Linked DNA regions of Homo sapiens: region 1 is linked to region 2. Evidence: chromatin loops called from intact Hi-C (ENCODE). Cell type or tissue: Panc1. All regions are shown on one strand. Links, peaks and the distances in the headings refer to the core of each region. The heading gives the core; the rest is flanking DNA. Region 1 overlaps PTPRD (protein tyrosine phosphatase receptor type D). Region 2 overlaps PTPRD (protein tyrosine phosphatase receptor type D).

The links. A loop is a pair of places that touch in the nucleus more often than their neighbours do. Peaks named below come from ENCODE experiments on the same cell type or tissue, not always from the same donor. Only the 100,000 strongest peaks of a DNase experiment are listed, where the experiment ranks them.
Region 1: it touches region 2 in a loop (5-fold over the local background); 31 of 110 quality-filtered maps call a loop at or near these places.

Annotation. Positions count from the first base shown.
Region 1 is chr9:9,936,413-9,953,515 of GRCh38, reverse strand. PTPRD (protein tyrosine phosphatase receptor type D) reads left to right here. Exons shown (of 46, transcript NM_002839.4): 5 at 14,906-15,009. Among named protein-coding and RNA genes, the nearest start is that of PTPRD, 670 kb to the left of the region's middle. In Panc1, for the core only: CTCF peaks have their summits at 10,300 and 10,499 (motif pointing right); a DNase peak (open chromatin) is centred at 10,525.
Region 2 is chr9:9,595,908-9,613,010 of GRCh38, reverse strand. All of the region lies in intron 7 of PTPRD (protein tyrosine phosphatase receptor type D), which reads left to right. Among named protein-coding and RNA genes, the nearest start is that of PTPRD-AS1, 750 kb to the right of the region's middle. In Panc1, for the core only: no CTCF peak of the experiment used is centred there; a DNase peak (open chromatin) is centred at 6,177.

The DNA.
Region 1 (17,103 bases), core at 5,543-13,542, 340 kb before region 2:
GTGTGTGTGTGTGTGTGTGTGTCCACAATTCCCTCTATTTTAATTTAATTTTTTTTATTTCAGTAGCTTTTGGGGCATAAGTAGTTTTTGATTACATGGTTGAATTCTATAGTGTTGAATTCTGAGATTTTAGTACACCTGTTACTGAATGGTGTACACTGTACCCAGTATGTAGTCTTTTTATCCCTTTTGCTCAGGTGAGGTCAGTCTTTTGTTCTGTTCATGCCTATAACTGATTCGATGAGGCCTGTCCACATCGTGGAGGGCAGTCTGCGTGCACAAATTTTACTGATTACTGCTGCAGAAATATCCAGGATAATGTTAACCACATATCTGCACACCATGACCCAGGAAAGTTGACACACAGAATTAACCATCCATTTTGGTTCTGTATGAACAAAATGGATAAATCTAATAGACATATGATGTGGGTCACCACCTTTTGCATTTTTCAAGTCTTTGATGTTGATACTAATTTCTGCAGTTCATCCTAAAATTCATTCTTGCATAGGATTTTTTCTGGCTTCCACAATGTTCCTTACCCCACAGGTTTGAGAAGCAGTATGAGGGCTCTTCTACTTGCCAATTATATCATTCTTATATAGGTATTTAAGAAATATTTACATTTTTAAGGGAAATAGCAGCCAGATAAGTGAACAGATCAGAAACACTGTGCAGTGGATTTGGAATAAATTTATCTCCTGGTCTCCATAGCCCTCACTCTAACTGGAGGTTCATGACAGTATTACAGGTACTCTATCTTCAGTGTTTAAACCCTAGTTCTAACCATCTTTTAAATTTCTGGGCATTCACCTTTCCCCAGTGAATAGTTATCCTGGCAAAATGGTGCAAGGACTCTTTAGGGAAGGGAGAATAGTTATTATATATATAGTTAATAGCGCTGGTCTTCCTCAGTAAAACCAGCCTTCCATTCAATCATTGTACTCTGGATTCTGTGAACTAATTTGATTGTCAGAACGAGTGAGAAACAATCTTCCATTGCAATGAACGATGTTGGCCTTCTGCTTACCATCATTCTATTTTCCACCAGTTTTGTAATTGAACAACATCCTTGTTTGTTATACCTACATCTTGCCCCAGGAACACCATTTCCCGGTTGTTGCCAAAAATGCCTGTGGTCAAGGCACCACGTGTTGCTGAGCATTACACATTTTACATCTTTTATATACACCTTCTGTTTAAGTACCATCACCTGGCTTCTTACATTCTAGAATTCCACTACAGAGCCCAATAATGTCCCACCTTTAACCAGGACAAAAGAACATAGCCACGTTTGAGCTCTTCAAAGTTACCATTTCTCCTTTCACCAATGTACTTTTTCACTGTGTTAGGATTGTGTCCTCTAGACTCTCCTAGGCACATAACTTTCAGGTGGTGAGTTCTCAGATCTTGTCTGGTAAATCCATTCTAATTTTACTACCATCCTCAGCCTCTGTCCCTCCTCAATACTTTGCCAAAAATATTCCAGCATCTTTATTTCATTTCCTGTAGGCCATAATTGTGTGCAGACTTCAAGGGGGTGATTCCAACATATATATTTGGGCCAGGGCCAGGTGTTCTTACCCAAGTACTCAATTAAGATCATGAGTAAATGATGGGTATCAATAAATTCTCTTCATATTAGTCTTTACATTGCTCCGCCACCTTAGTCCCATAAACTGAATTGACTGCTACATATGTAATCTTGTTTCCTGCTATAAATACTGGCTAGGCACTACCTTTCCTGTGATGTATAATCTGTTTCCTCCTGATGCAGAATTATACTTCCCCGTTCAAAGTATACTGAAACCTCACCCTGGTTATTTGCCTGAAGGCATAGAGGGGCTGTAGGAAGGAATGTTGAGGAGAACGACATTAACTTGTAAGAAATTCATCTCAGATAATATCCATGTATGCCCTCCAGGCAAGGGGAGGGGAAACTTTACTCAGAAACATTGGGGGGTGCTGTTTTTAACAGCCAGGAGGATTCAGAAGAATTTAGGGGTTCAAAATTCTTAATGCTTATCCGCTCAAGTGTCCCTCCCTAGGACATAGTTTCTCATGAATTTTGTTTCATTTTTTCAATAAGAGCCATAGCTTTGTCATAAATATATTAAGGCTAGATGGTGTTTACAGGCCTACCACTTTCATAATTAAAACCTAGGTCTAATTTTTAACACAGTCGGCCTTTTAATTTTAGGAGATAAGAATATCTTCAAACACTGCCATTGAGGCCCTTAGGCTTTTATAGCTTGCCTTAGATTGGAGATGGATGCCCCAAGACTTATCACTTTTTTTTCCCTCAAAGCTTCTAATTCAGTTAATAGAAGCTAGACCTCATAGTTCCATTGTCCCTGAAACATTAAAGGGCTACATATACATATTTCACCCTCCTCCTACATCTTATTCTAATTAACCTGAGGTGAAAATTCCTGGTACTTATGACGCATTTACATGCCATGGATTATCATCACCTCAGCTACTACCAGAAATAGAATCTCTTGTTACTTTCATACCAGTGAGTAATCCAGCCCCCAAATTCTATTCTTAGAGTCAGCTTTCTGCTGCTATGCCTGATTTCAAATGCTTTAACCTAGTTTTCCCAGAAATTAGAACAGAAATTATGTGCTGCTACTGTTATTTGAGACCATACTCCCATGTAATAGGAATGAGGGAAGGAAAAATGAGGAAAATAATAAAAAGATGCATTATTGATTCAGGGGTATAAAAGATAGTTTGATCTTCCACTTTCTTCTTTTTTTTTTTTTTTTTTTTTTTTTTTTTTTTTTTTTTGAGACGGAGTCTCGCTGTCGCCCAGGCTGGAGTGCAGTGGCGCGATCTCGGCTCACTGCAGGCTCCGCCCCCTGGGGTTCACGCCATTCTCCTGCCTCAGCCTCCCAAGTAGCTGGGACTACAGGCGTCCACCACCTCGCCCGGCTAATTTTTTGTATTTTTAGTAGAGACGGGGTTTCACCGTGTTAGCCAGGATGGTCTCGATCTCCTGACCTCGTGATCCGCCCGCCTCGGCCTCCCAAAGTGCTGGGATTACAGGCGTGAGCCACCGCGCCCGGCCTCCACTTTCTTCTTAAAAGCCAAATAAACTAGGTCTTAAGACAGTTGGTCCAAATAAAGAAAAGTGAGAAATTTCTCCACCAGCTTCCCTAGCTCATTTGTCAAAGTTGTGCCTCTTGGGAAATGAACTCCCCACACTTCTACATTGCACATAATTGCTGTCTAAACAAGAATTCACAGCATCCCCATCTGGATGTCACATGGAAGTCCCAGAGAGAAGACGAGAGGTGTGTTGCACAGGTTTAAGACAAATCATTATCAGGTTAGGTCAGCATAAAGTCAGCCACAGTTCACACAAAGGTCGTTGTCACAGTGACAGCTGGGACAAAAAACAAGGCCAGGGAAACCTGACGTGATACAGGAAATGTGTCTGATATCTATGGGCTGGACTATGATGGTACGTTAAGAATAACTAAGAGACTTTATGTTAAGAATCAAACTTAAGGAAATAGCTTGGTTGCAGAAACAAAAATCAATTTCACACTGACTTACAGAAAAATGGAAATTTATTGACCCTACAAACAAATTTTTTGATAATACTGGCTTCAGAAGAGCCATGATTCAATAACTCAATGCGGTCATCAAAGATTCAATTTCCTTTATTTTGATCTCTACTTGCTCTTCAGAGTGTTGGCTTCAGTCTAAAGTTGATGTCACATCTGATCTGAAGATAACACATGACCTGAGTCTACATACTTGCTCCCCATTCGTCAAGAATGAGAAAGCATTTTTTTTGTTGTTGTTGTTAGTTTGTTTGTTTGTTTCTTTGCCAGAGTTTCCAATGAAAGTGTAGAGATTCAGAAAATGCCTACTCCGTAGTAGGACTAGGAGCCTGGATGTAGTGATTGGCTTAACCTAGGTCGTATGATTTTTCCCTTTGGTATGTGAGTAGCATTATCCCTGGGAAAATAAATCATTAACTCCCTACGAGGGCTGTTGCAAAGAAGAAGTATCCACATGAAGATGGAGGAAGGAAAACAAGAGTGATTATCCCAATCAGTAAGTTGTTGCTTATTGGTAAAAATCAACTAAATTTAAAAATAAAAAACATCATAGAATGTGGATTTCATCAAATAATTAAGAAGGTGTTAATGGGAGATAATTTTTAAGTCTTATAATGTTTTAAAGGTTAGGAAGCCTTGGTGTGTAAGATGCACTGCTTTGGTCTCAATTTTTAAAATCTCTAAAAAGTGTTTAGAAAATGGCTACCATTTTGTGGAAAATATAAAAAATGAGAAACTCATAAACATTAATGAAACACTTTTTAAGGAATATTTTCTACAGATCATGGAGGAGGTAATTAAACATAAAATAATTGCTTCCATCTCTTCCCCTTATGTTTGAACTTTCTCTGATTTTGAGACATATGAACAATTCTTATAATTTTTGCTCTACATCTTGTTTTCTCGTATTCTTCACCCTTTATCCCACCACAGAAATCTTAGGCCCCCCCATGCTGACATTGCATCAGATATAGTGTTTCTCATTGCACTGTAATATTAATTTATTTAGATAATGCTACTGCTTTATTTATATTTCAAATAGCTCAAAATTTGACTGCCATATCTTGTTCTTTGCAATTATCTTTTTATTGTCATAAAATTTGTCTCTACTCAATCTTTTTTGCCCTTATACCTACTGTTGAGATCAGATCTAATATAATACTACCTATTTATTGGGTTAGGCTAATAAATCTCCTTTCTCTTATCTTTTTAACAATGCCCCTAGAATTACTGCCATTGGATTACAGAAATTAAGTGAATACACTTCTTACAATTTTGGCTAAGTATTGCATACTTACCCTTAAAATTTAACCTTTGGGGAAAAAAGGTTTTGCAGAATATTGTGTCATCAGATACATAAGCCAATCACTAAAGAGTTGAGGCTAAAAGTGCAGCTATTGGACTTTTAATTTATCTCTACATTTTACTTTTATTATCCTTTATGTCTCACATTTTTTAAAATGTTCATCACCTGCCATTTATTTGCCAAAGATTCAGTAAGACTTATTCTTTTTCAGGCATGTTGTTTGATATTGGGAATGGAGTACGGTGAGGCCAAATTTTGGGAGAAGAGTGGCAGCAATAAGGAATACACATCCCTTCCTAGAATATCCCAATCTATTGAGGGAAGATAGTCACATTTTTTAAAAATTGAGATACAGTGAAAGTCGTGTTGATAGAGAATGGCAGTGCAGTTCATAAGTATAGTAATAGAACAAAAACTGTGCTTTAGGAGGATAGCCTCATGTTCACAAGGAAGGTGACTTTGAATAGGGCCCTGAATGATGAGCAGACCCCATAAGGCAAATAAATAGTAACACATTTTATAATCAACAATAAAAATCTTGACTACTCTTCATGTTCTGAGCTTTCTCCTTTTTCCTCTGTCTTCATTTTTACCTTTCTTCATCTATCTCCCTTCTTCATAAAGTCAAGAAGAAAAAAATCTTGCTACCAGGATATTCCTGCAACAAGGAAACTCGTAGATAACTTCTAGACAAATGAAGTTCCCTACTGATCTGCTCCCTATAAGGCTGTCTTTCTTGATTCATTCTATCTAAAAATAGATATATTCACTGTCAGGGATGGCTGATTTAACAAAATAAGCTTAGTAGGCACCATTACTTGAATCTCTTTATGGATTTTTTTTAGGTTCATACATGTTATAGGAAAAGTCTCTTGGAAGATGAACTTCTCACAACAGTGCTAACTTCAAGTATTTTAGTCCTTAGAACCAAAAATCAGAACGAAAATCTAACTTGACCTTTTACTACCTACATGCCATGGTGTATATATATATATATAAAATATATATTTAAAATATATATATATAAAATATATATATTATATATATAATATATATATAATATATATATAAAATATATATATAATATATATATTATATATAAAATATATATAATATATATATTATATATATAAAATATATATAATATATATAAAATATATATAATATATAGTATATATAAAAATATATAAAATATATAATATATATATAATATATATATAAAATATATATTATATATAATATGTATATAAAATATATATAATATATATATAATATATATAATATATATTATATATATAATACATATATAATATATATAATATATATATAAAATATATATATAATCTCCAGAGCACATGTTAAGTATAACTAGAAAAGAATTTGGATATCTAAAATGTACCATTATATTCCAAAGTACCTTACTGAAAACTAAATGAGAGAGTATCTGTATAGCTGAACTACTCATTGTACTGAATATGCCTCTTGTACATATAGGAATACATGATAAAGGGACGTGTCAACTTTTCAGTTCTTCCAAGTTATTTTTTATAAAAAGATCATTTCTTTTGTGGTATTTTGGGGCTCTTGGGATAAAAACTTCATTTTTCTAAGGCATTTTCTGATCTTCACAAGCAAATAGAACTCTATGCATGGCTTCCAAAATCAGGATTTTAATATATATAATCGTTATTCATTCTGTCATTTGCATTGTAAAAATGATAATGTGTCAGCAAATATTCATAGTTCTGCTTCACATAATATTGCACTTCAATTAAAGCATATTTTAAGTTTCAGTGGAACTACTTGAGTTTTGCTTTAATTCTATCGTTAAAATCCCTTGATATTTTAGGCATGAGTTGAAGTAAAACAACATTTGTGCTTTTAGAGCTTAGATGTCTGTTACTACATTAGAGGGTCTCTGTATTGTGCGAGATAGTTCCCAGTTTTTCCTCTGATCAAGCTGTTCTCCCAGAAGCCAGTGTCGATGCAGGAGGGTTGGGGGAGCAGTGGTCTGGAGACCTGCAGTAAGGAAAGAATATGTTTCCCTTTGCAAAAAGAGTGTGCCTCGGTAAGATCCAGGCAAAAAGTCACAGCCAGAATCAGAAGTGGATCCCTACTGGGGACTAATAATCAGCTATTGAACCCTGCACTCTTTCTGTAAGTTTATTTTGCAGCTACTTTGAAGAGGGAGTTTATTTTTTAATTAATTTGACACAATTTAACGTATAACCTCTTACATGCCACTCACTAAGCTAGATGTTTTCAGCCATATGTAGTGCTTTGTGCATCTCTCAGTTATACTTATTGTAACATGATTAATTGTCCACACATTTTTACCCATTCATTAAATAAGCAAGTATTGAGTACCACCTATTTTCTAGGTATTTTGCCAAGTGCTGAGAATGAGCAAGATGTATAATTGCTTGTGTTTAAGCTGCTTGCAATCTAGTGAAGAAGAAAACCACAAAGCCTTATTATCTTAGAAGGTACAAGGTAATGATTTAGTATGCATGGCAGATTTAAGTACTCCTCTGTAAACAGTGTCCAGCTTGGGAAAGTGAAGGATGACTTTCCCAACTGGGAAAGGATCCAAAAGGCTTCCTCAAGTTCTAACATATAGTAGTTTTTATATCATTTAATTTGTATCATTTTAAATTTTATATCATTTAATTTGTATCATTTTAAATTTTACAATAATAGTTCTTTGGTTATTTACAAATGTCAGTAACCATCTTTTAAAAAATATTTCAGGTACGTATAGATTTGTGTGTGTGCTCTTTGTTTCTGATTTTTAACTTATTTTGATTATGGTCAGAGAACATGGTCTATTGGATTTCAATTTTTGGAACTGTATTAAGGTTTGCTTTTCAGCATAAATCTGGTTGACTTTCAGAAGTGTTCTATTTATGTGTGAAAATAATATATGTAGGTACTCTAATTTCTCCCCTCTTAAATTATCTTGATTACAATCCAGCATCCTCCTCCAATTTTACTAGAGCACATCTTGTCATGGTCACCCATGAGCTCTGTGTTGCATGTGCAATGTGCAATTCTTCAACTTGCATTACTTAACTGCCACCTTGGACACAGGAGAACACTTCTTTTTGAATCACTGTTTTTGGTTGGCTTCTGGGACCCCACTCTCTGACTTCCTGCATATTTCATTAACAGCTCCATTTTACTTCTTCTTGATTTTTATCTTCATATCACCAGTATCTAAAAGTTGGACTACCCAAGGCTTTAGTCTTCTTTTCTTTTAAATCTCTTTTCCTTTCATCACCCTTTGGTGACCTCATGTGATCTCTATGTTTATAATACCACCTATATCCTAATAACTTCCAAATTTATGCTTCCAGGCATATTTTCTCCGTAATCTCAGGTTTATTTACCTCCCTATTAGTTTTATTCAAATGCCTAACGGGCATCTTACAACTGACACTTCCACGTGGATCTCCTAATAATCCCATCCAAGCCACTATCTTGGTAATCAACTTTAACTGAAAAATGGTAACCTCTTACATAGATCTAAAACTATACAGTTATACTTTATCAATTTCTTTTAACATACCACATCAAATCTGCTCACAAATTCTTTTTACCTTCAGACAAATCCATATTCTAGCTACCTCTCAACACCTCTCCACTACTTGTCTGGTCATATTCATCTCTTTTCTAGACTTTTACAGTAGGCCTTTTTGTTGTTTTTCTGCTTCTCATTTTAACTTCCTTCAGTCTCATCTCTACATCTGGCCAAACTGGACCTTCTCTGCTTTCTACTCAAAAAATACCCCACTGGCTTTCCATTTCATTTGAAGTAAAAGCTAATGTCTCCAGTTTTTAAAATAACTTACTCAAATTTAGATTATGTGTCTCCTCATTACCCTGACCTACTCTCCTCATGTCTTTCCCTCATTCAATCCACTGGAAAAAAAAAAGCTGGATTTCTTGCTGTTTTTAAGCAATCTATGTATGCTCTCTTCTTAGACTTTGCTCTTCATGTGGCCTATTCTTGGAATACTCTTCACCCAGTTATACACATGCCTGACTCCCTTTTTTCCTTCAGGTCTTCACTCAAATGTTGCCTTAGTAAGAATTTACCTCATTCCCATATTAAAAAAATCTTTTTATTAATCTTTTTATTAATCTTATTTAATTTTTGTACTCTCTACTATAATTAAAGCTTCATATGGAGAAAGAAATGTGTGTGCATTTTATTTGTACTCCTGTATTTTAAGTGCCAGCCTTAGTGCTAGCACATAGTAGATACTCAAAAAATGTTTATGGAAATAATGAATAAATGTTGTATCGAGTTGTCAGCTGCACACTGGATACCTTACTACTCCTCAAATAGGTGGACTGAGACAGATTGTTATAAGTAGATATCTACTATAGGTTGTTAAGGAGTTTTGTAGTGATTGACATCTGTGAAAGAGAAGGGAACAAAGCAAGAATGGGCAAACAGGAAAGATGAGCTGCAATGCAATCTCAACAAAGGCTTCAGCCAACGTCACTGGAAGGTTTTCTGTCTTGTGACTAACAGGCTAAGCCTTTCTCCTCTGTATTTACCAGTCGTTGGGCTCATTTAAAAGAAAAGAAGACTAAAGCCTTGAGTTTTCCAACTTTTAGATACTCTGACATGAAGATAAAAATCAAGAAAAAGTAAAATGGAGCTGTTAATGAAATATGTAGGAAGATATATTTAGTGAGACATTGGTGAAGGAGCATGGACAGCTTAGGGCAATTTGCAGATTGGGATGAGAGCTGGGGCTAGCAGTCCAGCAGCACTCCCAGCAGCTTGGAAAAAAAGAATCCTTTAATCCTGAAAAAGGATTTTTCAGTTGTCTACTGTACTTACCAAGCATGCTATGGGTTTAAGGCTGTTTCTACTTCCTAGAAGGCTCTTCCTCTAGAGAACTGCACAATTAGCTTCTGTACCTCCTTCAAATTCTTATTCAGATGTTGCTTTCTTGAAATGACTACACTTTTATTTTAAACTAAAATATCGCCATCTAACAGCCACAAACCCACAGCTTCTAATATCTTCTAATATAGCATATTATTTGCTTAATTACATGTTCGCTATTCATTGTCTCCTCCAACTAGAAGATATGTTCCATGAAGACAGTAATTTTTGTTGATTTGTTCAATAACATAATTGACAAATACTTAGAACACTACACATAGTATTTCAAATATTTTGGGAATGAATGAATGAATGAATTTCAAACTTCTTACTGACCTGACGTTGTGATACATTGAATACTAAAAATTCCAGAGAGTGATGATAGCCCTTTTAATCTGACTACTGTACAGGGGAAAATGAAGCAGAGCCTGACTGCCTAGAATAAACCTCCACTGCAGCCCTCTGACAAAATATTCCAAGGCCATCTTTTGTAACAACTAGGAAGGAGATGAATCCTGCCTATTAGGATATCTAACAAGTTCCAGGTACTAATCTGGTTCTTTAAGGGTTAAAACAGATCTAATATGTCTTCATTTTGAGTTTGATTGTACTACGATATTGTCTCAGGACCAAGGAGACTTGGGTAGGCTAACAGCCTATGTAAGACTGACATCCAGCTATATCCACTATCAGCTTTTGCCCCGAGTTAGTGCAGGGAAGATGCAATGGAGCAGAATGCCACCAGAGGGCACTGTGGCACCGCTTTGTGATTTTCAGTTTTCATATATGGGATTGCAAGAAAAGCTTGGGACAAAAGCTTTAAAAAAAAAAAAAAACAACTCAGAGCAATGTTTTGCTGACGTAGTTAATGGCTTTCATTCATTTTGAAAATGTATAGGATGATAAAGAATGTTATAAATTGCAACTTGGATAAAAAATGGCAAAGCTATTAACAAATTTCACAGAAAAATACACACAAATGTCTTTAAATATTATGAAAACATGCTCAAACTACCTTATAATTTTTTAAATGCTAATTAAAATAGCATTGATATAAAACTTTTCACCTGTAAGATTTGCAAAATTGTAGAAGTCGGCCCACCCAAGCAATCTTGTAGATTGTCGGTAGAAGCACAAATTAGTTTGATTCTCAAGGAAGGAAATTGGGCACTATATCTGATAGTTACAGATTCATTTGCCCCTTGACCTTCCTACACATACTTATAGAAATCTATTCTACAGATGTACATCTTATATACAAATTGATGCATAAATAGTAATTTATTATAAACTCTTTAATAGGTAAAGGGGTTTTTTAAATCGTTTTGGGGAGAGTGCTGGTTAAATTATGGTATATCAGTAAAATAGAAAAACATAAAGCTGAAAATAATGAAGATGATGAAGATGCTTTTTATTTACTGATATAATGCCCACCTAACTTTAAGTGAAAAATGTAAGACCCATAATATTGGTAAATCATTGAATTTTTTTAAAGGAGGTGGAGAATAAGAATATATGTATGGTTGTATTCGTTTGTATTTCCAGAAGGAAATTTTGCAAAGACACACAGATGCCAATCAATGTGGTTTTGGTGAGGGTGGGAAATGGGAAGCATGGAGGCAAGTGTGAGAGTAATATTTTGTCCTGTGTACTATTTCCTGTGGCTTAGATTCATGATTCACAGGAATTCATTACCTAGTCACAAAATGGAATAAATGTTTTAACAATTGTGGGGTAGAACTTTTGGCTGGGCTTTCAGAAAATGTTGGAGATTCAACTCTTTATTTTAAATCATTCAAATACATTAGATATACACAGAAGTATTTGTTGTCATAGTTAGCTAATAACTACTGATTTTTCTTCTGGAAATCAATCAATTGTAGTGCTTTTGGCAACCTTGGAATGAATGACATGAATTTTCCAGCAAGGCTTCCCAGAGAAAAGTTACAAAAGTGACTGGAGTTTCCTTTGGGACCTCTTCTTCAGAGTTGTTCTACTCTCCACCATGCACCAGTTGTCACAGGCCGATCTGTCCTTTGGGAAAAGAGGATTGAAGTTACTGAACCCTTTCCTTACATTGTGACAAATTTATTATAGATATACACATTTGGCTGGGCTCAGTGGCTCACGCCAGTAATCCTAGCACTTTGGGAGGCTGAGGCCGGTGGATCACTTGATGTCAGGAGTTCAAGAACAGCCTGGCCAATACGGCGAAACTCCATCTCTACTAAAAATACAAAAATTACCCAGGCGTGGTGCTGGGTTCCTGTAATCCCAGCTACTTGGGAGGCTTAGGCAGGAGAATCACTTGAACCCAAGAGGCAGAAATTGCAGCGAGCTGAGATCATGCCACTGCCCTTCAGCCTGGGCATCAGAGTGAGACTGTCTAAAATAAGATACACATATTTCTTCATTCACTTAATGTTTATTGAATATTAAGAACCTGGCTGTGAACCACCTTTTGAGCATACAAATCTGTCAGACATAGCTTTTCCCTTCCCTCATAGTCATATAGGAAGCCAGGCATGATCTAAATCAAGCTTGTCCATCCTGTAGCCCACAGGCAGCATGCGGCCCAGGACGGCTTTGAATGTAGCCCAACACAAATTCACAAATTTTCTTAAAACATGAGAAAACATGAGATTTTTTTGGAATTTTCTTTTTCTCATCAGCTGTCATTAGTGTTAGTGTATCTTATGTGTAGCCCAAGACAACTCTTTTTTTTTCTGGTGTGGCCCAGGGAAGCCAAAAGCTTGCCCACCCCCAGGTCTAAGTGATTTGTGGAGAGCTGTGTGCCATGGAAGAACAAGAAGGGAATGGTCACCTTTTCTTGATTAAAAAGCTGGAGAAAGCCTTCAGATCATATCTCATAGATTGTAAAATATGAGCAAGAGTTTTCTAGGCAAATCAGGGTTGAAATGTAGGAAGAGAAATCATTCTTAAGCGGAGGGAACAACCCTTACGAAAGTGCAGAAGTTTGAAAATACATGATCAATTAGAACAAGTGGTGAAGAGCTCAGCATGACTGGAGCATATATGTGTTTGTTGATTTATTTTTGTATTTCAACAGGAGAGCTGTTGACACTTTTGTTAATATTATAGCCTCCAGGTATGCTATGCGATTTAATTTAACAAAACTCAGAAGAATGTATTATCTCTGTTGTACAGATAATGATATCAAGATTTATAAAAGTTATCGGTCTAGAATTATACATCTAGGTAGAGATAGGACTCAAATCTAATTTCAAACCCCATTAAGTATGCATAAGAGTGTTAGCTGGATCTCTTCCGTTTTTCCTTTAGACTCACTCTTTCTTTCCTATCCTATTCCCCTGGCAACTAGCCTGATGGAGTTCATTGACAGGCTCCAAAGCACTCAGGCTTCCAGTGAGGTTTGTCCCATAGGTAGTCTAGTCAAGAAACCAGAGGTAAGGGAGAAGATGAGCGGGGTTTATCCTTTATCCTCAGACTTCCATCTGTGCTGCCATCTTACGCTACCTGTGACTCCCAAACCAAGATCATTGCTCCTCTCCAAGAGGCCCACTATATATCTGACTCTTAGATGTCAGTAACTGCTCACTCCCCTCATCCCTGCAAGTCTAGAGATGGTATCAACTCCATCATACCTTCCTTGTGGTTTCCCCACATACAGCCCACACTTTTATAAATGAGTTCTTTATTAAGCTCTACTCAAGTTACCCTAATTTGAAAGTGCCATCTGTTTTCACCTGGCACAAGATCCATATTCAGGAAGTTATTATCTAAGTGAGAACTGATGAAAGTTTATTGTGGCAGTAGCAGAAGAAATGAAGGTGATAAAGTGGATTCCAGAATGATCTGAGATTAAAAAGGGCTACAAGGAGAGAATGATATTTGCTCTTAAGGTTTGATTTACATTAAGCAATTCTGGTGGGACTTTCTTGAGCCCTTCACATCGTACTGCATAGAAAAAACTCTTAAGCTAAATGAGTATTAGCAAGATGAGACAAAATAAGTGGTTCCAAGCTTGACACCAGAAGACAGATTTCACTGCATTTACCAAAATACAGGGAGCCACATGATTCATTCACAGAGGGTGTTACCAGGCATCAGGTGATGATCCAAGCAAGCAATTAATACCAAGTAGGTACAACAAGAGGTAAATGGGTACTCTGGCAGTTAGATCAAGAAATAGGTTTTATTGACCTGGTCAATCCTGGTTTTGAAGATTCAGATAAGCAGTGAGCATCAAAAAGGAGGTCACCAAATTGCAGGATCTTCATCATGAATTCAGTTCAGCAACAAACTCCAAATCTTGGGGAGGCAGACATAGACAAATCAAAGACTGCACAAGCCACAAGAAGACTGCTACAGTGCTGCATCTCTTGCATTTTTAGAGTTCCTTACAACCACCCAGTTGTCTACCAAACTGGAGCAAGGCTAAAATACTAAAGGTCAGTAGCTCTATTTGTGTGCAGTACAAGACCCTACCTGGCACATTCCATTCATACAGGAGCCCTGCTCTATGGTTTTCGTCAAGCCTATAATTTTTATCATGAGGTCAAGCGGTCTATTTCCATAGTAGCAACACTCTGGTGCGTTTGAGAAAACATCAGTGTTCTTTATCAGTGTCTCTCAAGTTGAGAAATACAAAAGAGCATAGGCATAAAACTAATGCAATTGCATTATCACATTCTGTTTCCTACTGAGATTCCTTTTCATGGTTAAAAAAAAAAAAAGGAATTCAGAAAATGAATTATTTTCAACATCAGCTTCTCTCTGGAGTTTAAAAATGTATTTTGATTTACTGTTTCCAAGGACACTATATGGAAAATGGCTTCTTAAATTAACGCATCAATTACTTATACCAAATGGATAGGAATGATTGTGCTCAAGTAATAAATAACCTTTTATAAGGAAGATTTTATAGGAGATAAAATATAGATGGTCCCTTTGACTTATACAGGTGCTATATTAATCCCTCAGATGTAAATTATAGAGGTGAAGAGTTTATACTTCTTTCCTTTGTGTTGAGCATTCTGATAAATGAGTGTCTAATGTGACAGGAAAAGATAACATAATGAATATCTTATTGTGCTTCAAGGAACATGAAGAAATGACTGACACTATGTTTTGTTCCAGGTGGAAAATAAAAGGCAAGCAGTTCCTGGCCCGTGATATTCCAGTTAGAGGTGTCTGACTGACAGCATGTTGGCACCGAGGGAAGCGATGGGCTTCGGCTCCAGGTGAGTTCAGTATGACTGGGTATGCTAGTTTCCCATGACACAAGATGTGTATTTTTTGGACTTCTATCTACAGAATTAATGATGTAACTCCATCAACCCTTTTACGCTTTCAAAATACGAAAACACTGCATTTCTTTAAAATAGTATAATTTTAAAATTCGATAGTGTCTTTAGGTCAATGCATATACTTTTTAATCCACCTAATTTCAAGTTGTAGAACAGGTAACTATGAATGGATTTCTTTCTGAACTGAGGATCAAAATATCTGAGCTAGAAGTAGAGTAAATGCTAGAACCTCATAAGACTGAAAGCTGTTTGTAGTAGTGATCCAGAGTGGGAAACCAGAGTTATCATTAAGCATTTCAACTGACACATTGTTCAGTGCCACCTTACTGGTAATCACCTGAGGGCCGAGTAACCCTTCAGGACCTCAGGTTTTGTCATTTCCAGAGTTAGGCAATAAGGGCAAGCAGATAATCCAATAACTCAAAAGACTCCTCGATTACCAGTCTTAAAATTACAAGAGGTAAGATCTCTGCCTCCAATTCCAGTTATGATCCACTCTGAGTCTGTACCTTCAGAAATCCATAGCCAGAATATATTAATCACATCATGTAGAAACATTAATATGAAACTTTGGTAAACTGAATAGAATAACAGTTTAGGGAATGAAATATATGTATTATACAGCTTATTTTTTTAAATGATTTTCATACACTGTAAGAACTACATGGTGGGCCTACACATAACTTATGGGTAATTCACATGCAATCTGTCTTCCACAGTTTCAAAGAATAGTAAAGAAGATAAACTCATCAACAGTACTAGGACAAATGCTATAAAATAGATACAAGAAACATGTAATAAGTATTTGGTCTATTTATGAAATACCTCAACAATCCCTCCTCCATAGCAATTCTGTATCTTGTGATTTAATGTGAGTAAATAATTAGGAATATCTGAAAATATTTAAACAGAATTATGTTTTTATAGTCATAAATAGCCCAAATATATACTTGTATAAAATTTATAAAATATTTTTTCTAATAGTAAAATTCTATGGAACTATTTTTTTTTTTTATTTATCTATGGAACTATTAAAACACATGCTTGAGAAAAAATACTTCTGACATGAAAGAAGGAGCAGGCATATATTTAAATTTTAGAAATTGGATTAAAATGTCTTTATAAGATAACTTTTATGTGTATATAGAGAAAAAAGATAAAAGAGACCAATATAGTAATTTATTTTTTATTTTTTATTTTTTATTTTTTTTTATTATTTTACTTTAAGTTTTAGGGTACATGTGCACATTGTGCAGGTTAGTTACATATGTATACATGTGCCATGCTGGTGCGCTGCACCCATTAACTCATCATCTAGCATTAGGTATATCTCCCAGTGCTATCCCTCCCCCTTCCCCCAACCCAACAACAGTCCCCAGAGTGTGATGTTCCCCTTCCTGTGTCCATGTGATCTCATTGTTCAATTCCCACCTATGAGTGAGAATATGTGGGGTTTGGTTTTTTGTTCTTGTGATAGTTTACTGAGAATGATGATTTCCAATTACATCCATGTCCCTACAAAGGACATGAACTCATCATTTTTTATGGCTGCATAGTATTCCATGGTGTATATGTGCCACATTTTCTTAATCCAGTCTATCATTGTTGGACATTTGGGTTGGTTCCAAGTCTTTGCTATTGTGAATAATGCCGCAATAAACATACGGGTGCATGTGTCTTTATAGCAGCATGATTTATAGTCCTTTGGGTATATACCCAGTAATGGGATGGCTGGGTCAAATGGTATTTCTAGTTCTAGATCCCTGAGGAATCGCCACACTGACTTCCACAATGGTTGAACTAGTTTACAGTCCCACCAACAGTGTAAAAGTGTTCCTATTTCTCCACATCCTCTCCAGCACCTGTTGTTTACTGACTTTTTAATGATCGCCATTCTAACTGGTGTGAGATTGTATCTCATTGTGGTTTTGATTTGCATTTCTCTGATGGCCAGTGATGGTGAGCATTTTTTCATGTGTTTTTTGGCTGCATAAATGTCTTCTTTTGAGAAGTGTCTGTTCATGTCCT
Region 2 (17,103 bases), core at 2,952-10,951:
CAATATCAGCAGTGGCTTCATATGTACAATAAAGTTTGAGAACCACCGGTCTACAGAAGTGTGATTTTAAAACTAGAACTGGCCATGTAAATACCCTAGAAAATATCTCAGTATTGTTTTTCAAAACTATATTTAAACAAAATATGTTCTTAAAAATAGATGAAGTTCTGAATATGTAATCACACACTAGCAATATTTCCCTTGACAGCAAAGTGTTTCTTATATCAACATGAATCAAAATAGTCCAAGCAGAGGCTGCTCTTGAAGAATTATGTATCTCCTTTTTTTTTCTTTTGGCTCTCAAATTTGTTTTTCTTATATTCCTTTTTTTTCAAAGATTGTAGTGAAAAATTACAATAATTACTATCTTAGGATAATTGGCTGATGCTGACCACAGGTTATGATTCCATCAGCATCTCAATTTTTGAAGTGGAAGGAAAGAAAGAAAACAGGAACGCAGATCATGAGAGAGGAAAAACCACTTCCTTAATTTTGCTGTCTACTTGCCCTTTGAGTTTTTATATGCACACCTGCACTCTGGCCTCAGCAAAACAACAGGTGCAAACTGCAGATGGAGCCTATCACAGTTGCAGACAGACACATCTGCTGCTAGTTACATGATTCTGAATTTGAAATATGCCCAGCAGCAACCAGATTTGTGTCGTGGGGTGGCAGGGCAGAGGGCTTCTGTGAACAGTAAGCATACTCACAAGCTGTACTATTCGCATCTGAGAACTCAGTCAAGACCACCTTTCTAACTTCATTTCAGAAGCTTCAGTACTGTTTTTTTTATTCCCCCTACAGATAGGTATAATGAAACATCTTTCCACAAATAAAAAAAGAAAAAAGGAACTTAATGTAAATATGTACTCAATTTTATTACACAATTTTCTATATTCATTTACATATATTTTCATTATATATAGATAAAATTTATCAAAATAGCAGATAAATTATGTCTCTCAAAGCTGAAAATTTAAAATATATTGATAGTCATGTTAAATTATTTTTTCTAATTTTACACTAAAAAATATCTGATATATTTAAATTCTTGTGAAAGTATATAAAGTGTCTGTCAAGTCTTATGTATATGAAATTACTACAGGAGATTTTGTTCATGCCAGTTCAAAGTGCGTATGAGAGAGAGAATGAGCATAGCTTTATTATTTGAAACATAATTACATTTTTATGTGTAACATAAACCAGGAATTAATATTCCATACTTTAACCATATCAACACTAATATTTTTACTGTTAAATACTTCTACATCAGTCAATAAATATACATGTGTCATCAGACTATATATAAATATATATACATACATATGTCAATGATTGTACAATGGATACACACGTGGGTGTGTGTGTGTGTTCTGAAACTATGGATGACCAATATAATATGAATAACATTATTTAGCATGAAAATATATATGACTATGTTTATAGTCATATACAGATTAGATACATCCAAATGTTTTATACATCAGATTCTATGTTAAATTTTTAGAATAACAGTATTTCCAATTAAAGATGATGTTATTGACATATACAAAAATATTCAGCACTATCAGTAATTAAATAATTACGAATCAAAACAATTATATACTATTTATTTTTCTTGCAAAATTTGAAAAAAAATTTATAATGGTCAGCATCAATGCTCTTCATTCACTGCTGGTGGAGATATGTGTATGGCATATAGCAAAAACATATTAAATCATTTGCGTATTTTGATCTAGATTTTCCAATTCTGTTATTTATATGTCATCATTAAATAATCAGATGCTACTGGCTTTATGTGCAGAGATGTTCACTGAAGCATTTTGATGACAGTGATAATTTGAAGACAACCTAAATATTCAACAGAAGGAATTATGGTACATCATGTAGCCATATTAAAAGGTATTGTATTTGTACATTAAATGATAGAGGACGATGTTTACAATATGATGTTAAAAGAGAGAATTACACACAAAATTAAGGGTACAATAGAAGACTAATTTTGAAATTACATATTCAATCAATGTGTTGAGTGCCTAATTGCTTGTTTTTGCCAATCACTGTTCTAGGTGCTTGGACATACTGGTCAGTGAAATGGTAGCCCCTGGTCTTCATGTGGGTTGTTTTAGCAGAAATAAAACTGGAAACGAAAGTTCAAAACTTTTACTAATAAATATTGTTGATAAAATTACAGATGATTTTTGTTTTCTTATTTTTACCTTTGTCTATCCTCCAATCACCTACAATGAGAATGAATTACTTTTATGATTAAAAAAAGGTAATCAGAACAATAATTATACTAGTTAAAATGCTGCTTAACCAATACTGTCTTCATAAATCTCAGATAATTGTCATCTTTCATCCTTCTCAAGTTTTCAAACATCCCCTGTAGACCTTAAAGTTTAGACAATATTTGTAAAATAATATTTCACTTTCCCCCATCTATTCCAAGGTAGCATACTGGTCTCACTAATTTGTCCTAAAAAAATTCAATGAAAATATAATTAATTGCAATTAATGTGTAAATATGAATCCTTGCTCCTAGAATTGGTTACCCTAGCATGATTTAGCACATTTCTAAGTGATTATCAATCCGTTGATATTATTGCTTTGCTAGTGCAAATGTAGTCTTAATTCTCTTTATAATATAACTCAATACTAATTTACCTACAACTGTGTGATCTAATTTTGTTATTTAACTAAATCTTGTTTATATTTTCATACGGCATTTTTTTGAAAATATGTTTAATGGCTGCATAATGTTGTAGTTGTTCAAGGACTGAGTGGGTAATTATCCTCATTTTCATCGTGGCTCTTATTACGTTGAAATACGCTACATTATAAAAGCCTTTCGAAAGATTCCTAACGTATTTCTACTGGTTTATAGCTGATTGTCAGAGCTTGGCACATCTTTATTTCTATGTCAGTAGTCCCCCAAGCCAAAATGTCTACGGAATCCAGACTACTAACATAAATGAGAGGAGAAGGCTGGAAAGAAGGGACCCACCAGGCATTTGGTAAATATATGCCATGAGTAGAAGGGGCCGCCGATATTCATCTTCACATAATTTTGCCAATCAGGAGTATTAGCCTAAATGTTCTTATTTTTTTATAAATTAGTTATCTACTTTTTAAATGTACATTTTCACAGTGTTTTTTACACGCTGAATTGACAAAACACAACCCACCAGCCTAACAGGATTTGGTTTTCCCACAGGGAGAGTTCAAGCTTATGAAAGTTCACATTGTGCCAGGTGCGGTGTCTCACACCTGTGATCCCAGCGCTTTGGGAGGACAAGGCGGGTGGATCACTTAAGGTTGGGAGATCCAGACCAGCCTGGCCAACATGGGGAAACCCCATCTCTACTAAAAATACAAAAATTAGCCAGGTGTGGTGGCGTACATCTGTAATCCCAGCTACTCGGGAGGCTGAGGCACGAGAATTGCTTGAACCTGGGAGGCAGAGGTTGCAGTGAACCAAGATTGCACCACTGCACTCTACCCTGGGCTACAGAGCGAGACTCTGTCCCAAAAACAAACAACGACAACAAAAAACACCTTCACATTGTTACTTGATATACATCTCTTCTTCCCAAAGTTTCTTTTGTCTGTGCTTCTGTTTTTTTGTTTTGTTTTTGTTTTTTTAAGGTAGCATGGGAAATGTTTAAAGAAAGATTCCAAATTTCTAGGTATGTATATAGAAACAACCTCAGACTGAATTGTTGTCGGGTTTATTGATGATCAATCAGATGATTCTATTTTAGGTTCATCATTTTAAGTACATGCTGAGTTTTTAAATATTGGGCTTTTAAAATTTTCACTTAATAAATCAATGTAGATTCATAAATGTCAGGGATAATCACTACGAGAATATAGAAAAATTAAGTATATGTGCACAAATTGTAAGTCCAATTTCTTCACTTCTTAAGCAATATAGACTCACAGATCTATATTTCATTTTTTAAAGAAAATTCAATACATAATACATTTTGAATTTGAGAAATTGGGTATAATCACAATACTCTAGCAGTTTGCAAGTAGACAGGAAAAATAAAGAATCAGAACAAAGGGAAGTAGTATTTTTCCCTCCGAATAAAGAATAAACAATAAATGAAGTGTTGGAGACTGCATATGAAAGGCAATGAGTCAGGAAAGAAGGTAATTCTTAGAAGTAATGTACAGAATAATCGACCAAGGAATCAAGCAAACCCTGCTAAATCTAACTCTTAATAAAGAGCTGGTCAAGAAATCATGAAGCAAGTTAAGTGCCTTTAGCTTGTGTGCCACAGCTGTCACTTGAGGACTGGGTAGAAATTCTGAGTAGGTGCAGAGACAAAAAACATAAATTGTAAGGATTCTATGCCAGAATGAAGCAGTGTTTGATCATCTCCACAACCTCAAGGATGACATTTTGTTCTTCTACATGTCTACCTTCTATTCACTAAATAGTTGGTTAGAGGTGGGGCCAATTAGTCTTCTGGAAAATATGCCCCTGGCATAAAGGACCATTGGTTACTTTATGCGGGAGAAAAGTATTTAGAGAAATAATGTTTTACCTGAGGAGTCACTCAGCTTTTTAAGAATAGAAATTTTCCCTTACTGGACAGCCTAGATTTAAAAACTTTTAGTACAGTATTAAAAGGTTTAACAAAGACGATGTATCAATAAGGTTAAATAACCATGCACCAGAGGCTTTAAAATTGTATATATTACTTTAGTACATCAAAAATGATACTAATGTAATGCAATTATAATAATAACAGCAATAACAGTAGTAGTAACTGACTCTTGAAAGCACCATGTCAGGAATTATATTGTGTACCTCATATGAGGTGATTCACTTAATTCTTATGTCAATCAATGAGGTAGCTACTACTATTACCTCTATTTTTCAAATATAGAAAACAAAGCAGCTGAACTGATTTTGGAGCCAGTGATCTTAACCTCTTTGAGTTTCATGATTAGATGTTTTGCCTAGTAAGCAGTGGAGTCTGATTCTAATCAGAATTTAACCCATCGATTGCTCTCCCAAATCCAGACTGTTTCCTCACTGCCAAGCTGCCCTTTATCCGAATGCAGGATCTGCTGGGTGTATTTGACTGAGGACAGCTCAAGTGCGTTTTCTAAATTTTTTTTTTGTCAGTCACTACCCACCTGACAGCTTTTTCTTGGTTACCCTTGAAGCTCTTTTGGGGCAAGCCTTCGGAATCTATCAGGAGATACATCCCTCAAAACGTCTGCCAATGAATTTTTTTTTTTTTTTTTACTAACAGTCTATTCTTTGTATTATAATAACATCAGCAATAACAATAGTGGTAACTGACTCTTGAAAGCACAATGTCAGGAATGATAAGGGTTTGCAGGATGCTCTGAGGTTAAACCTTCTCCTCTCAGGCGTTTCAAATTCACATTGTTCCTGATATTTCTGGATAGACTGAGGATGGATAAAGAAGACATATAAACTTTGCATCTTTTGGTTTCTTAAAGAAAGTGGTTAGACTCAAATAATCAAATCCCACCTCACCATAGCTATTTGGTTTTCAGCTAGTTTCCTTATTTGTAGAACACAGGTATTAATAATTTCTCTTTCTTCAGCTTGTTGTGAGAATTAATTTGTTAGATTCGTGGAGCATATAGTGTCCAGTGCATAGTATGAACTAAAACATTTAAACTGTTATGATTTTTCTCTAAAAAGCGTTTATTATTTGGATAAAAGACCCATTAGTAAAAACAGAAATGGCCAGTAATCCCCATAGACTCCAGTGTGATTGGGTTACTACTTGTGATTCTTTCAACTTATGCTCTAAGTCATCAAAATTATGTTGCTACTCTTCTAATCCTCACCCTCAGAGGGCTTTGATGTGCATAAATAAATAACTCATTGCATTCAGTCTGTGTAAACCTAAATATAAAGAGTGTTACAGGCCACGTGCTTTGTGTTGGGGAGTTTCCATTTAAGGGTGAATTCCTCTGAATTATGCTGGTCGGTGACATGGCAGAAACACTTTTTTTTTTTTTTTTTTTTTTTTTTTTTTTTTTTTTTTTAGCAGTGCTGAGTAATCAGATACTGCACCAAAATTAGCTTTCCAGATAGCCCTGTCTGCCTTAATTGTTAGGCGAACCTATTCTCGAAAGTATAGCTTGCAGGCTGTGCTTGGAGGATAGTCAGACACAATCTGTGTGTGCTTGATGATCATTTATTGTCTTAGGTGCTAAGAAATGTATTTGTCCACCTCTATCTACCCATTTAGTAAGAACTTCTGTTGTTTTCTTGAAGTTAGTCGACCTTGTTTTTAGAGTATTCTATTACCCCCTGGTGGTTGGTAGTATAAATACATAATAAAGGGTCTGTCCTTTCTACAGGCTAAAATTCAGGAATATTAAGGCTGCTTTTCCACAGAATTTATATGATTAAAGACTCCTTAATTTAACATATAGAGCACAGCTTTCTGCCAAGATTGCCAGATATTGTAATATAACTTCCCAAATATTGGGAGATCGCCATACAAGCCATGTGACACAATTTAATAATGGAAAGAGTATAGAGATGGACGGGGATAAAGAGAGTAAATACCTGAAAGCTAATTATAGTTAACAAAAAAACACCAGATTTTATTCTAACACACACTATGTTTTAAAGAAATTGCTGTTGTTTTAAGACCAAGCTAATTATAATGAGATAGAACCAGAAAATGATAATATGCTTTGATTTTAGAGTGAAATTCAGGAAATAGCTCCAGGGTCTGTTGTTAATGACATCTCCATCGATAAAGGATGTAAAATTGTCTAAGTCTATTAGGCATTTAATAGTAAGTTTGACCGAGTGTAATGACACCTACATTTTCTTATTAAAGTGCTTATGGTTATCTACAAGCAAATAGCAAATTGGAGATTTATATGCCATTTAAATTAGGTTACATCTAGGAAAATTCATTCTAGTCTTCAAGGCCACTCTTAAAAGAAACTGTGGAACAGTTTTGAAGCATTTTGTGTAGTATCAAGAGATGTTAATATAATAACAGATTCCTTTTTAGCATGAGTTATTTAAATGACAGCCGAACCATTGTAGTGCAAAATAGTCAAGCAGCAGCTTAGTTTTGCACTTTGGCCTTTACTTATAACATAAAAGAGCCTCATTATGACAAGTTCCGTTATCGTTGGAAATTCGTGTAATGCAAATCATTCTTACAACTAATCCAAGAAAGTTTAATTACCAGAAGCATTAATCTCAATAATAATAACAAGCATTTGTAACAACTGAAAATTTTAAAGGAGTTTCAAATCTAGTTGTTGCCCTTGTATTATTGGCCTCACTTCCTAATTGTTCTCCCTGACTCCAGTCTCAACTTCTAGTTCATCCTCTATATTGATGACCTAAAACACAAATTTTGTTATATAATTTGCATAATGATACATCTACAGTGGCTCCTCATTGCCTACAAGTTAAAGTCTAAATCATTAGCAAACCATATAGTCTAGAAAACTTTTGTTGTGGGGAACCATGTTTTTTATAACACATGCAAACATATAAAGAAACCAAAAATTTATTAAAGATATAGTGACAATATACGTAGAAGCAGGTGTTCCACTTCTTTGCATGACTTTTCCCTACTTATTTCTTCATTTAAGGAGTTCATAGCTTCCAATGACATAGACACTATAGGTCAGGGACTGCACATATCTGAGGAAATTTTAAAAGTGGACCACATATACTAAACATGTTTCAATCATAGCAGAGTGCTTTATACATATTAGGTACACTGAATCGTTTTCTAAATTTTACTTTATTTCACTGTGAAAAGTATTGTATTATTGAATATTGTCTAATGCAGAATTGCCATGTAGACCCAGGGAATAATGGTAATGTTCCAGTGTATACGTTATGTGAATCTACTGGGTAAATGGGAAGGGAAATGTTTTGCTAGATGAAAATAGATGCTTTGTAAGTTCCATTCAAATAGATTAAAAAGAAATAAAAAGGCAACAATCTGAGTTTATGAGCATATATTTCACAGTTGAGAATAAGCTCTGGCCCATTAGATTTTACACAAATAATATCAGGGACCACCTCCTGTTAAAATAATATTGTAAAGTTTTTAAGAAAGTGGTCATAATATACCTCTCTTTTTTTTTTGTTCTTTAATAATAGTTTTCTTTTTTTGATATTCTAGGCTATGTTCCTATGGTAGTACACTGAAGAATGGCAAAACATGTGATTTAAAAACAAAAATGTAAACTTTTAGCCATAGAAATGGATGATGTTTGACTTTGTCAAACAAATACCCTTTTAAATTTGCCACCCATACATATAGATATGGTTTAAAAATGTAATCATAACGAGCTATGTAAAACTCAATATTTTTGACAAAATAAAATGTAGTAGTAATGGTAGTTTTGGACTGGACCACAGCAAAATTTCAAGTTCAAAGAACACTTTGTAGAACAAAATGAATATTTAAAGTTTTCCAAAAAGAGTTTATATGATTTCTTACACTAAAAGTTAGAACACCTTTATTTAACAGAAAGCATACATTCTAAAACATACAAATAATTTGTTATAATCAGAACTAAAATTCCACTGATCTCTCTTATTTTATGTATAAATTATTTAGATTACAAAGGCCAAATATTTCCCTCACAAAATATGCTTATACCCTTGCTTAAGTTGAATATTAATTGACTTTGATAAATAAAATTTTATTTTCAAGGTTGTGCCTGTCATATTTTAATGAATTAAAAGAAATACATTTAAATGTGTGAACAGATTAATTCTGCATTTCTACAGGATGTGTTTTCAATGAAATAGTATTGAATTGCCCAGATGCATTTAGACAGTTTAATCAGTGGCTTATGTTCTAATATCTGAAAAACTAGGGATCAACTCTCCAAAACTTAGCTGTTATTTTTCCCAGAAAAAAAAGAAATTTTAGTAATAAAAGCAAAATTATATTAATCAAACTAATGCCACAAAATTTTTAGTTAAAAGTAGTATATTTCACAGCAAAAATAAAATTTAAAAAAAATTTTAATGAGTTGTATTTCTTGCTTTGTGTCAGTTGAAATTTATGTTAAAGAAATTATCTGTACACCAAAAGTGACACACAGTTGACCTCTGTAAAAAACCTGCACCTGTACCCCTGAAACTAAAATAAAAGTTAAAAAAAAAAATGTATTTCACAGATTTTTACTCTTACTAAAAGTTCTAGGATTTCTATATACTTTATAGCAGTGATCCCCAAACTTTTGGCCACCAGGGACTTGATTCATGGAAGGCAACTTTTCCACACATGGTGGGGATAGTTTCTGGATGAAACTATTCCACCTCAAATCATCAGGCATTAGATTCTCATAAGGAGCTCCAAACTCAGATCCCTCACACATGCACTGTTCACAATAGGGTTTGAGCTCCTATACAGACTTTAATGTCACTGCTGATGGCACAGGAGGTGGAGCTCAGGTGGTAATGCTTGCTTGCCTGCTGCTCACTTCCGGGTATGCCGCCTGGTTCCTGACAGGCCAAGGACTGGTTCAAGTCTGTGTCCTTAGGGTTGGGGACCTCTGGTTTATAGCCTAATATGGCTTATATAACCTTTATTTGCTATTTCTAATTACATTGAAATTAGGGTACCATAGCTGATTCTCAAAGCTGGTACTTAAACATCTCACAGCTATTGAATTTGTTTAGTCTGTTATACTTTTTTTGACCATGTGTCTGACTCATGCCTATGCAAGGGGTGTAGGAGCTCATACTATTGCCCCATTCCTGTCTAGTATGGACAACATAAAGCTATTCCGACAGCAACTGACCACATATGTTCAGTCTTAATGTTTACCCTTTCAGAAGAACCCTATCTATGCAATTTATCTCACTTATGCATTGCCCATTCTTATTTCCTTCTAGCCATATATTAGCAGCATTTTATCCTAATCATTACGTTCACAGATTAATTTCAATCAAGAATTCTTTTTAAGGGAACTAGTCTTTTTTTTTCTTACTCTTTTACTAGTGTATTTTGTAACACAACCTAATCTTTCAAAATATAGCAGCCAATTTGCTTATCTTAAAAAAATAATTTTATCCAGGATCATAAGTTGTTTCTTATTCAAATTATTTAGAATTTTATAATATGTGGTTGCTGAATCATTCACATAGACATAGCTTGAGGGAATAGATAATAAACCAGTTATGACTGGCATCGTAGGCCTCATTATAAAGAAGAAGACCAGGAGGAAAGCAGTTTCATCTCCATGAAAGAACATTTCAAGATCTTTTATCCAGACGGGAATAAGATAGAGTAACACTAGAGAAACAACATGTGAAATATGACTCCATCACAACAAAAGAATGCTTGTATATCTATTTTTTGTAATAATGAAAAAAAGATAGGTACGTATTATTTAAAAATAAAAAGGAATATAATGAGCGATGAGGGTACTCAGGTACTACCTCATTTAACTCCTGTAACAATCTTTTGAGACAGGAATTACTCTTATTCTTTTAGATATAAATAACTGAAGTTATATAATCTTATATGGAATAAAATTACAAATGTTTAGAAGGAATTGATGGTTATTGTTTCACCACGTACTTAACACATTGTAGAAAATGTTGTTTTAAATGACCATTGCTTTAAAAATATAAATTAAATATATTAGAGGGATCTGTAGTTGTTATTATATTAAATATTTCCAAGTTCATTTTCATTTCAAATTGAAAAGGCCTAAAATGCCTAAATCATTTGTATAATGCATTTTATCATGTATATTTTTTCAGACTGAAAGTAAATATTAACATGTTTAATGATAACATAGTTTTCTTCAAAAAGTCTGGTTTTCACAATTATTGAAAAGCAAAGGTAATAGGAATGAAGTGAACAATGTTGTCTGCTTTTATGAAAAAATATTGGAATTTTCAATCATTTTAATTTTAGAACATGATTCCATCAAGAGTCTGATGAAACCAGTAGATCATCTGCCTACAAAAATATTCACATATGCATACACACAAATCTGCCAATCTTCAATTAAAACTACTTTTATGTATGTAGTGGTAGAAAATATAGAATTCACAGATATATGGTGACCCAAGAGTCTATAATGATTTATTCTCTACATGCTCACCCCAAAGACTTTAAATCCTCTTTAGCCCTATTTGTTTTTCATAGACTTCTCACCATCTAGTGTACTACATAATTTACTTTTGTATTATATTTAGTGTTTATGGTCTGCTCCACCTGCTGTAATGTAGTTTCCACCAGAACAATGATCTTAACCTTTTCTATTCAAAAGCACATCTAGAACAGTTCTTATACACAGTAGTCCCTTATTATTTACTGAATCAAGGATCATATTTATGATGACTGCATATATCTTGTATTAAGAATAAGAGTGTTAATTTTGAGCAAAAAACTGAGAATGTAAATTTGAGCATTGAATTGCTGATCTAAATATCTCTAACTCCATTCTTCCAAAAATAATAGATTGTTCATGGTTTTATCATTTTAGGATGCAGCAGTGACTCTATCTATGATCTGGCTCTAATCATGTATTGTTTATATGTTTATATATGGTGAAACAATAACCATCAATTCCTTCTAAACATTTGTAATTTTCCCTGTAACAGTTCCCTGATTTAGCTACAGAGTACAGATGTGAAGGTCACTGTTCCTGGAAAATTAGCAACTATCAGTGTCAATTTTCAGCTTGAACTGCAAGTTTAAAATCTCACAAAGCTTCATCTTTGACCATGCAAAAAGAAAATTTTTATCAAAAGTAATTATAACTCAAATATTATAGCAAGTTAATTACTGAATTCCAAATCTCTTTCTTTCTCTCTCTCTCCCCACTCTCCCCCCCCCATACACACACACACACACACACACACACACACACACACACATATATTAATCTCTTTTCCCAGTGTATTTATCCTGTGTGATACCAATGAGTTTTCTTTGTTTCGTCAATTAGTTTGTCAGCATTGTGTTCTTCCTGTCATATTTTTGAGCCATTTCTCAAATAAAATATCCAGGTCTCATTACCAATGGCCAGGTGGTTTTAGATACATCACAAACCAAAAACAAGAAAGCCACCTTAAAAACCAAACATATCATGAAATATACAAGTAGAAAAAATATAGTTTGTGTTATTAGTTGACACATCCTTATCACAGCAACTATTTAGAAGCCAGACCAGTAACATTTTAGTACAAAAGGATTTTAAATATATGTGTAAAGTTAGCATCCAGTGAATAAAATCGGAAGGATGGACGGTTCTGTTATAATTGTTATTCAATACTACCCATAGCTTGTGAGATTCATAGAATAATCAGAGAAGAAAGAACAGTTAAAGGGAACTCACAAAACAGTTGATGCCAGCTCCATGTAGGGGAGGGCCTCTTGGTTGTCAGATAGGGCTGACAGACAGATACCCAAACTATGTTTATGCCTCCTTCCTCTTGAACACCACACACCTCGTAAGACACTTTTTAAACCAAAATAAATGGCTGTCTTCACATGCCAGTGTGCCAGACTAGAATGTTGATTCTCGATGATGTACCTAAACCTTAAAACGGGGGCTAATACAATGAATGAATGAAGAAATGAATGAATGCATAATGATCCATGAGTAGTATCCTCAGAGGAAAATAATTTATTACAGTTGTATCTTTTCATTGTGAGCTTGTGCAAAAAAGAAACATACTGGTGTGTACATTTTTTACTTAAACCTGTTAATTGTACTTCCTCTCCTGCCATTATTAAGTTCCAACTGCAAAGTTCACTATTATCCTGGCAAATAATTTGTGTCACAAAGACCTTGCTAGAAAGTCTTTCTTGTTTCTATGCTTTCTTGTACCTCTATCGTGTCATTTTCCCCCAAATTATTAGTCGGTGTATACCGCACACATAAACAACATAAGATCAGTCCTCAGATAACAACTGCAATGTTTCAAAAATTTATTGTAACTCATCTGCTTGGATTTAGAATGCATTTTACCTATTATAGAAACAAGCCCATAGAGCAAGGGGAATACTCTGGGGACAATTGAGATGGTAACAATATTAAATAATTCTGTCAGTTGACATATTTCTTCACCTATTGATCTTTAATATCCTTAAATTGAGTTTTACAATTTGCTTCATAAAGTCTTTAAATATTCTTTATTTGACTAATAACTAGATATTTAATAGCATTTGTTTATATTGTTAATGGCAGCCTATGTTCTATTTTATTTTTAAGCTTGTGTTTGCTAATAGAGATGTGCCAGTGTTTTTAAATTACAGGAATTCTAGAAATACTGATTATAGCAATTAGAATTTTAGAAATATGAATTAAGACATGGATAAAACCAAAGAGAAAAAATGGTATAGTAGAAGATAAATTTGTGGAAATTACTCAGAATGAAACACATAAAGATAAAGATAAATATATGAAAACAAAGAAATTAAGATACCTGAAGAATAGAATGAGTAACACCAGCCAAGGTAAAAAGTTCCAGAAGCTGAGACTGTAGATATTGGAGGAAGGGCTGTATCCACACCCAGCCCAGGAAGCCCAACACTGTTATGGTGAACATCGGGTAAGGGCTTGAGTGCTTGAGGCTTCCTGGTTAAGGGCATGGATTTAGTGGTTGCCTTGGTATCAGATAAAATCCCAACTCAGACATTTACTAAAAGAGCCAGTGGGCATCTGTAAATTGTGTGTCCTTTCTAAGGCTGAGTCTCCCTATATTCCTAACGAGCATCGGAAGAGTTACTAATTTATGACATTATCATGGGACTCAGATAATAGAAGGGTATTACTTTAGCATTGTGCCTAGCATGTAAAGCACTCATATAATGTCACCTTTTATTGGATTCTAGAAATGTAGTAATAATTATATTCATTTACTGTATAGAGTCATGGGTACTAAATAATATTCTAAGATCTTATTATGATGTGGTTAGATAATCTCTGGGCAAAAACATTTATCATCCATTGTATCATCCATTTTTCTAGCAGTGTAAAAATATTATTCTCATGTATTAGTTCGAAAGAGTACAATATGAGGGGCTTAGGAACCAAGAACTGTGATGATGAGCTAAAATGTCAGACAGGGGGCACTCTGGATCATAAAATTCTGAAGCTTCAGAAGGAAATCTTTGGCCAAAATGGCACAGCTGAGAATTAGTAAAGCCAGAATTCAAACTCAAGTCCACCTCTTACAAATCACTTTCTTATAAGCCACTGTGATAGAGATTGATTAATTAAATATGGGACAAGTGAGGGAAAGGCATTAAAAGTTATGCTTACCAATAATGGGACAGAAATAAACATTTAATACTGTGAAAAAATAGGATATAAATTTTGTAAATAACTTATAACAAAAAAATTGTAAGACTTCTTTAAATAGAAGTTTTAAAAGGTCTATAAAATAGTTAATCAAAAGGTCTATAGTAGGTCTATAGTAGTTGCTTCTTCAAAAACTGTATTCTGTATAACTTCATAATTTTCTACCATGAACATTTTTTATTATTTTTAAATTATTTTATTAAAAGTAACTGTTTTTTTAACAAAGTGGAGTTGGGATTCTGAAGTAGGGCAATGGTTTCCAAGAATAATGAGCTCAGGATAGAGAGAATAGTAAAGGCAGGATTTCCTCTCCTTTTTCTTCTCTCTGCCCTCTCCTACTCGACATCCCCATTTTCTATTTTGTTTCTTCTACCATATACAGTAGTTAAGGCATCTTGTCCAAGGGGGTGAAGAAAGGCATAACTCAGCCCTGATGTGGGACTGTGTCCACCTTGAGGAAGGAGGGCTATTTTCTCATTGGCAACCCCTTTACTCTTATTCTTGTACCTCTGTGCCATGGTGGAATTGAGGCCTCTAGTCGTGAGTCTCTTGGTTTTGAAGGAGTGTTGGGGATAGTAGTAGTACAAATGTACTAACTGTGTGCAGTTTGCCCAAGCCAGACAGCAACTTAAGTCCTGTACAAGTGGCAGGACAGTTTGCAGGAAAAAGGTCTTTAATCAGGATACATGGTTTTTGCATTTAATCTTAATGTAGTGATGATGAAAAAATATAATAAACAAAAACATTAGTTTGGATATCACAGAAAATTAGGGAAAGATTTTATTCTTTTATCAACACTGCTTATTTAGGATTTCGCATACTCCATTTTATTTAACATCTTATTATTTTTCTACTTTGCTGCCAAATTTCTCAAATGAATATGTATATTCCAATATATACATGTATCTGTTACCTTTATTTCTTGTTCACCTGTCTCTTCGCACTACTGAGCTGAAACTATTTTCTCCACTTTTTCTCCATCAATTACATATCTTTTTTCCACAAATCAGTGACCTTTTTAATGTCCCATTTCTTGACTTCTTTCTCTACTATATGTGATACTGTTGACTTCCCCCAGCTTTGTAAAATTCTCTCCTGCTTTCGTTTTTGCAGTTCTACGGTACTTTTCCTCTTGAATATTCCTATAACAGACATTCTTTATAATAATCATGTTGAACAATCAGTTTTCAAGGGATATTTTCTAAAAGTAACTTCATTATGTTTTTATTTTTCCTTTAGCTTAATGACTTATCTGTGGAACCGGTCCTTTATTCCTCGATGGAATTTAAGCCAGTTCCCATGACTTGCTAGTCATTTAAAAGTATAAGTTGTCTTCCATTCAGTGTAATTTTGTGCCAACATCAATATAGCTATGAACATTGTTAACTTTGTTTAAATGTATGTCTTTTTCCCTTTCCCACTTTGATGGGATGATATCCTGCGGTGGGGGAGGTTATATCTGTTGGCCTTTTCTCTTTATCCACTTTCTGTTTTAAGGATGATTTTTATTCCCCCCACCCTCAGCCTGCTTCCACAGTGTTGGAGAGCAGGAAGATGTTTAAGGCCTATTCTGTCTCACTGATTACTTTCATTCGTTTTTCAATGACTACTGGGAACTTCTTACCTGCAGCTTTTTTGGCATAAGTCTATTCATCTCCACTCATGCCAATTACTTACTTGTCAGTCTGGAGGCATTCTCTTTCTCTGATCCCTTCAGTTTCTTTGGGGCAGAATAATCCTTTCTAAACAATAGATTTCAGTTTCACCAACAATAAATTTTGTATACTGATTTGTGTGATCTGTGAATGATATCATATATTTTAATTTGTAATTCTAAAAGTTATTTTAAGTTGAGGGCAGATTGTGTTTTATATTTCTATATTTGCAAATGTTTAGAATTAACTTAAGCTAACATTATTTCAATTCATTGCCTCCTTCATATACACAAGCCTATTAGGTACTTTAGATACCAACCAGAAGGATATGGACTGATTTACACAATCAAGTCTTTAATACTGAACCATACCCTAGACTATATGAATTCAGCTTTTTATTTGTCACTGTATCATTTGAAAGGAGACTAGCAATAAATCATTTCTTGTAGATTTTGCTAGTCTTAGAAAAACATTGCTAAAATCACAAATGATATATCAGATGATAGTGATGGATTAAAAATATTTCTGTGTATTAGCAATAACAACCTTTGTAAATAAAAAGGCAAGATTTTCTACAAAGTGAACAGTAGAAAATAATTCAGTATAATATCGTCCCTATAAGACTCTTAAGGAAATGTAAAGGGTACCTCTGGATATTTTACCGAATATGTAAAGGTATTTCTATATAATATATGTGTAACATGTTTAATACACATAAAGAATTACTATTCTTCAGGAATATTCTATTGATATGCTATTTTATCTGATATATATCACAAAATATTCATTAAAGATGTCTTTAATATAACCTATTTAAGTTTGGCATTTTGACACATGGGACTAAATACAATGTATAAATTATTTGTTTAACTTAAGCATAATGATAAATAGTGTATCCATGGGTATTCCTTTGCACACATATGGGTACTATGGTTATATCTAAGTGAATATATTTTGATTAAACACAAACTCTTGCATAAGGACATATGTAACCATGAGATCACACAAACTTCAAAGAGCAAAATCCCTTGTGATGGATACTAATAGGAATATTTAATTTATTTTTTATTTTTTTTTTATTTCCATAGGTTATTCGGGAAGAAGTGGTGTTTGATTA